Regions from separate parts of the Homo sapiens genome. Here region 1 is linked to region 2. Evidence: chromatin contacts called from ENCODE Hi-C or POLR2A ChIA-PET data. All regions are on one chromosome and are shown on one strand. The core of a region is the stretch at or near the end of the contact, and the rest is flanking DNA. Distances in the headings are between cores, read along the strand shown. Region 1 holds the start of NOL11 (nucleolar protein 11). Region 2 holds the start of GNA13 (G protein subunit alpha 13).

Region 1 (3,138 bases), core at 639-3,138, 2.7 Mb after region 2:
AAAAGAAAGAAAGAAAGAAAAGCCTTGCTACTGATGGTGCCCTCATCACCTCTCACCTGGTAACTACAATAACTGCGATAGACTTCTAGGGAATCTCCCTGTTGGTGCCCCAGGCGCACTTGCTACTGAGAATGCTCTTAGTTAACTGCATGATCGCTCCCTCCCCTAGTTAACTGCATGATCGCTCCCTCCCCTCCTTCATGCCATCCTCAAAAGATACCCTTGGGCCAGGCACTGTGGCTCTGTAATCCCAGCACTCTAGGAGGCCAAGGGGGGAGGGTCATTTCAGCCCAGGAATTCAAGGTCAGCTTGGGCAATACGGTGAAACCCCATCTTTACAAAAAATACAAAAATTAGCCGGGCATGGTGGTGCATGTCTGTAGTCCCAGGTACTCGGGAGGCTGAGGTGGGAGGATAGCTTAAATCCGGGAAGCAGAGATTGCAGTGAGTTGAGACTGCGTCACTCCAGCCTGGGCGACAGAGCAAGACCCTGTCTCAAAAAAAAAAAAAAAAAAAAAAAGACATCCTCTCAAGGAGGCCTGTGGTCATCCTAGTGAAAATTTCACATACACAGACCACTCCTTCCTCCCCCACACACCCACGCTTTATCTCTCCCTTCTGAGTTTAATGTTTTTCTTCTTACCACCTATCACAAAGTAAGTTATGAAGCATAATAATAAACTATATCCTCTTGATCTCACAACCCAGCCTAAAAATTAAAAGATTATCAGAGTTCAAGATCACCTTGGGCAACAAAGCAAGACTCCATGTCTGCAAAAAATACAAAAATTAGCCGGGCGTGGTGATGGATGCCTGTAGTCCCAGTTATTCGGGAGGCTGAAGCAGGAGGATTGCTTTATTTAGCCCAAGAGTTAGAGGCTGCAGTGAGCCATGATAATGCCACTACTTTTGAACAACAAAAGACCTATTAGCATTATAAAAATAGACTGCATTTGATTCCTTCACAGTAGCTGGATATTCTCCTTTTGCCCATGTCGTCATGTTGGGGCAATGAGAAACAACACACATGGCGATCTGGTGGATGCTTAAATCTAAACTGAGGCACTTTGTCACACTGGGTACATTTGTTTAGTAATTGCCTATTAAATGGTTTCTCCCTAAGAACATCACAATTTATCTTTACTTATTTATTTAACATTATTGATTGAATCTGCCATGCTTATCTGAGAAACATACATTTCTCCCGGAAATAAAAACCTTGCCAAAAATCACACAGGGGACCTTCAACTTCACCTTCATCAAACTAGTCTGAATTTCCTGTAAGCTGAGGAGAGATTTTCCCCACTGGGGCTCAGAGAAGGGGAGTCAGAGAACTCAGAAGGCCTGAAAGACTGAAAAGACTGGAGATCTCTAGAGGGTTCCAAGAAACTTGGGGGGAATTAAGCATTTCACGTAGGAACAGCACGTTATTGGGAGTTTACCTACAGAGATAAATATTTTTTCTTTGGCAGATCGTTCCACAAGGCCATGGATGGAATTCCTAGGGAGTTCCCTTGCAATTAAAAAAAAAAAAATCTAGCTTATTTATATTCGACCACTCCCTAGACCCATCTACAGTCTCTCAAGTCCCCACCTAGAACAGCACGCAGCCGATTCAGGACCCAGTAAGCAGCACTTCCGCGCCTACCCTATCCCTTCCTGGAGCACATCCGGGACTCGGCGAGGCGTGGTCTCGGGAGGCGGAGTCTGACGCAAGCCGGCCCAGCCCACCTGGCTAAATTCACAGTCGCGCTCGCTCCTTCCGCCCGCCAGAGGTCGCAGGCTGCGAGAGCAGGTTCCTGGTTTGGCAAGCACTCGCCCCCTCAGGCCCGTTCATTCTCGCGAGAGAAAGCGCGAGGCCTGCCGGGAGTGAGCGCGGCCGTACTTAGGTTTGCTCAAAATGGCAGCGCTGGAGGAAGAATTCACGTTGTCTTCGGTAGTCCTGAGCGCCGGGCCTGAAGGACTCCTAGGCGTGGAGCAGAGCGACAAAACAGACCAGTTTCTAGTGACAGACAGCGGCAGGACAGTCATCCTCTATAAGGTGAAGGCAATAGGTTTGGGAGCGCCCCGACTGCCTTCTCGCCCCTTTCTGAGCGCGGAGCTCGAGCTCAAGTTTCTCACAGCTTCAGAAAGAGATCGTGGAGAAGGCTTAGCAGAGAGCCGGCTGGGCCTGTTGGGGACGCTGAGTGAGGTCTGGAATCTGGCTTGCTTGCCTTCCTGTAAAGGCATATTTCCGACTTGCAGGGGCAGAGCGTCTGAGTGCACGTGGGTTAGACTCGGAAAAGAAAGAAAACCTGTGCTTTTGCTTCGGAACTCGCGGAATTGGCCTTGCTAAGATTCCCTCCTAGGGTCTTTATTATCTTAGCCGCCCGCGGGAGGATGGAACGGAGATTGGTTGGGCGGGAGAGGATGACACTGACAGAGTGGGAATAGTGGTTTAGCCGTGTCTACACTTCACACCCCTCTCTTTGTAGGGGCGGGGACAATTTTAGAGAGTGAGGGACTTTCTTGATAGCTCGCTAAGAATCTTGCCTCCAAGTGAGTTGTCTGTTGGCATCTCTGATTCACGCTGGGAATCCTGGAGTTGAGTCCTGGGAAAATCTGCAAGCCCTGCCCCCATTTCAGCCTAAAGCCTGATAGAGAACACTTTCTAACCTTGCTTTTGGTGGTCGCATAGAAAGCAGTTACTTTTCTCTGGGCTGCTGAACATAGTTTTCCATGTTTTAAAGAAGTTAGGTATCTGCTTTGACGTTTTGAGAACAGGTTGCTAACAGCTCCCTGTGCCGTTTTGACTCTGCTAACTCTATTGGGTTTCACTTGGGATGTCAAGTAGATTTGCAGTTTTGCAGCTCCTGCATAGGAATACAATGGCAGATTGGAATTGGATAGACATGATCCCAGATGTCCCTACTTAATTTCCCATGCCGCTGTTCAGAGGCATAACTTCCCATGCAGAGGCATAATATAATCAATTTTTAAATGTACTATTGTTTTTTTAACAAAGGGTTGCTTATTTACTTATTTAGGAACTTAGTTATATTTTCATTTTAACTACCCTTTTAGAGGTTTGGCCGGACGCGGTGGTTCACGCCTGTAATCCCAGAACTTCGGGAGGCCCAGGTGGGTGGATCACTTGAG
Region 2 (3,166 bases), core at 352-2,851:
AATCTGTAGCAAACTCCTAAACTGCTCCCCAGATAAAATAAAATCCAGATGCACCTGAGTTACCAGGCGCTGCACCTAAATTTTGCCAAAATGCCTTTTCTATAGAACATACTTGACACGCAGAAACGAGTGTTAATTATCTTTCAAATGACAAAATAAAAACCATCTTTTCGATTTCTTTGAATGCCCAGAAATAAACAACTTGTTTATTTTTCACTTAAGAACAAAGTTTAATTTTAAAACTACTGTCAATAAAGAGCCGAGCCAATTATCTAACTCAACACTCATTCATTGTCTCCATCTGTACAGGATCCACATGACTTTTAGGCCAGTCTTCTTACTACTACATTTCATCTAAATAGAAGCAGTGGTACTCCCTTCCTGCCAGCCCCCAGTTACTTAGCGAAAAGGAGAGTGGAACGTGTTGCACAGAAATCACACGCAAACATCCTACCTGACCGTGACACTGGGGCGAAAAAGCACAGATGCTACATTTTCATGCTAACTGTATGGGTCCACTCTCTCCTGATTCCAGTACAGTCAACCTGACACTCCTCAAGTTTCATATTCTCGCCCAAAAGGAGGCTGTCACCCTACGCCCTTGACAAGAAGTCTCGGGCAAAAAGTTCCCTTATTGCGACGGTTCCAGAACTCGCTTGCTTAGGAGACGGCCAAGGAAGCAGGGAGTTGGGAGCGCATGCGACCCCATGTGACTCGGGTCACCCAGCCAGGGTAGCGAGGTTCGGCCCACATCGCCCGAGCAGGGGATGGGGGTGAAGCGGCTAGGGCTGCTATTGGTGTTCCTGCCTCATCCGCAGCGGGGAGGACAGGAGAGGTCTGCCCACACCCCGAGGCAGCACCCAGCTCGCCCCACTTCCCTCTCGCAGGGGGAGAGACCAGGACGCGGTGGGGGGTGGGGGAATGGCCGTGACGCCCACCGGGGAGACAAGCGGGAGAGCAGGGCGACCCCGAGCATCCTCTCGCCCTGGGGCGCGAGGGCACCCCGGGCGGGCAGGGCCAGTTGCCGGGGCGCGCCCCCTTCCCGCCAGCCCGCCCGCCGGGCCCGTTCCTTCGCCAGCGACACAGCGGACCAGGGCGGTGCCCCGCCCCGCACCCGCCGCCGCCCCAGCCCCCCTGCCCTTAACCCCCGGCCCCCATTCCCGGCCCGGCACCTTTGATCACGTTGCTGTAGATGGTGGGGCGGAACTCCTCGCGCGCGCGCTGGTCGAAGTCCTGCCCGTGGATGATCCGCATCTGCTTCAGGAAGGTGGACTTGCCGCTCTCGCCCGCGCCCAGCAGCAGGATCTTCACCAGCCGCTTCACATAGGTCTTTTCCCGAGACAGGCATTTGTCGATCTCCTTGGACTTGCGTTGCTGCTCGGCCTCGCCACTCGTCAGCAGGCAGCCGGGGAAGCACACGGACAGCACGGACCGCGACGGCAGGAAGTCCGCCATCTTGCCGCCGCCGCCGCCGCCTCGGCGGGCCCCTCCGGCTCCCTCCACCTCCTCCTCCGGCGGCGGGCGGCTCCGGCACCGAGGCTCGAGGGCGGGGAGCGCGGCGGCGGCCCGAGCGCGCCCAGGGAGGGAGGGAACCAGCGAACTGACTCGCAGGGCGGGCCGGGCAGGGCGGGCCAGGACAGCGGGGGAGGGAGGGAGGGAAGGAGGGCGGGCCCGGCCCCGGAGGGGCGGTGGCCCCGGAGCGTGCGCGCTCCCGCTGCCTCCCGGAGGCGCGCTCGCACGCCGCGGCCGCTTCTCCGCCTCCCGCCCTGGGCGGCGAGTCACGAGCTCGATGTGTCGCTCGGGTGCCCGCGCCCGCAGCCGCGGCCGGGCGCGCGGGGAGGGCTGAGGAACCGCGGTCACGTGGGCCAGGCTGGGGAGCCCGACTTTCTGTTTCCCTTTCATGGCCTGAGCCCACTTGTGGGCAGAAGGGCTCCTTCCCCAAGGCCGGGAGGCCGGAGACCAGGTCCCGGACGCGGTTCTTTGGGCTCCCACTTAGCCTCCCTTTCTCCCGCGTTGCGCGCCCGCTGCCCGCTGTCACCGCCCACCCGACCCATTTCGAGGCCACGGACTCGAAAGTTATTCGAACAGAACAGCCGGCGTGAGCCTGGCAGGCCTTTGGTGCATTTTCTTTATTTCATTTTATTTTTTCTCTTTTGAGACGGAGTCTCACCCTGTCGCCCAGGCTGGAGTGCATTGGCTCGATCTCGACTCACTGCAACCTCCGCCTCCCAGGTTCAAGCCATCCTTCCGCCTCAGCCTCCCGAGTAGCTGGGAGTACAGGCGTGTGCCATCATACCCGGCTAAATTTTTTGTATTTATTTTTAGATACAGGGGCTCCCCCCTATGTTGCCCAGGCTGGTCTCGAACTCCTGAGCTCAAGCGATCCTCTAGCCTCGGCCTCCCACAGTGCGGGGATTCCAGACAGAGCCACCAGGCCCAGGCCTGGTGTGTTTTCTTAAAGTGACTCCCTTGACCTTCTAGTCTCCGAATCCCAGAACGGTAACCAGACGTCGTCCACCCCCACTTCCAGCTCTTTCTGGCATTTTCAGACCCCTACCAGGGCTCTCTGTGAGGGGAAAGAACTGGAGTTGATGTTCACTTGAGACGTGCTACCAGGGGCATTTAATGGCTCACTCGTGCATTCCACCTGGGCTGTGATGTGACTTCAGGGACGCTTGGCCGCGCCGGAATTAGCGAGTGGCAGCAGGAGGGTGAGGTCATGGTGAAAATCCCCTACACCGGACACTGTGATGTAGGCTCTTCCCAACAAGGAAGCAGATACACAAACACAACGAGGAATGGGAGCACGCAAATTTTAGCTTTCCTGCCAGATTACAGAGGATATGACCCGTCCAGGGACTTTTTTTCTGTCCTAACAGCAGATTCAGGCCAGGACACCTGAAAGGAGGCCAGGAGACAAGCCACAAGTGACAGCTGTGGGTTGGCAGAGAAACTGCTTAACCGGGACCCCCGAGAGCCGACCTCTTCATTCTTAGTATTTAGTTTCAAGTGGAAAAAGCCACTTTGGTCTGTCCCTGTTTTGGGCAATGCAACGTAGCTTTGGGCTCCTGTGGCTCAGAAACTTCGTATGTATAAGGGAGCGGAGGTAAGAGGTCAGCATTCCAAGAAACTCCCGAACAGGTTTAAATTTTAAAATCGGTACTAA

What was found. Hi-C counts contacts between places; a loop is a spot of excess contacts on that map. ChIA-PET counts read pairs that join two places held with the same protein, here RNA polymerase II (POLR2A). Pooled maps may share reads with other maps.
Region 1: a map of ascending aorta shows a loop between it and region 2 (8-fold over the local background). The contact joins the promoter of NOL11 here to the promoter of GNA13 in region 2. A Hi-C loop is called at or near these places in 1 of 168 maps with a recorded cell type or tissue (ascending aorta) and 9 of 50 pooled maps. POLR2A ChIA-PET finds 5 or more read pairs at or near these places in 1 of 52 experiments (GM12878).

The regions. Positions count from the first base shown.
Region 1 is chr17:67,716,048-67,719,185 of GRCh38, forward strand. It overlaps NOL11 (nucleolar protein 11), which reads left to right and starts at 1,889. Exons shown (of 18, transcript NM_015462.5): 1 at 1,889-2,041. The coding sequence starts at 1,901. It overlaps LOC101928045 (a long non-coding RNA gene), which reads right to left and starts at 1,631. Exons shown (of 4, transcript NR_188294.1): 1 at 1,595-1,631. RefSeq lists enhancers at 1,800-1,879, 1,950-2,139, 3,062-3,138 and a silencer at 2,410-2,499.
Region 2 is chr17:65,055,139-65,058,304 of GRCh38, forward strand. GNA13 (G protein subunit alpha 13) reads right to left here and starts at 1,602. Exons shown (of 4, transcript NM_006572.6): 1 at 1,173-1,602. The coding sequence starts at 1,455. RefSeq lists silencers at 840-1,099, 1,380-1,889.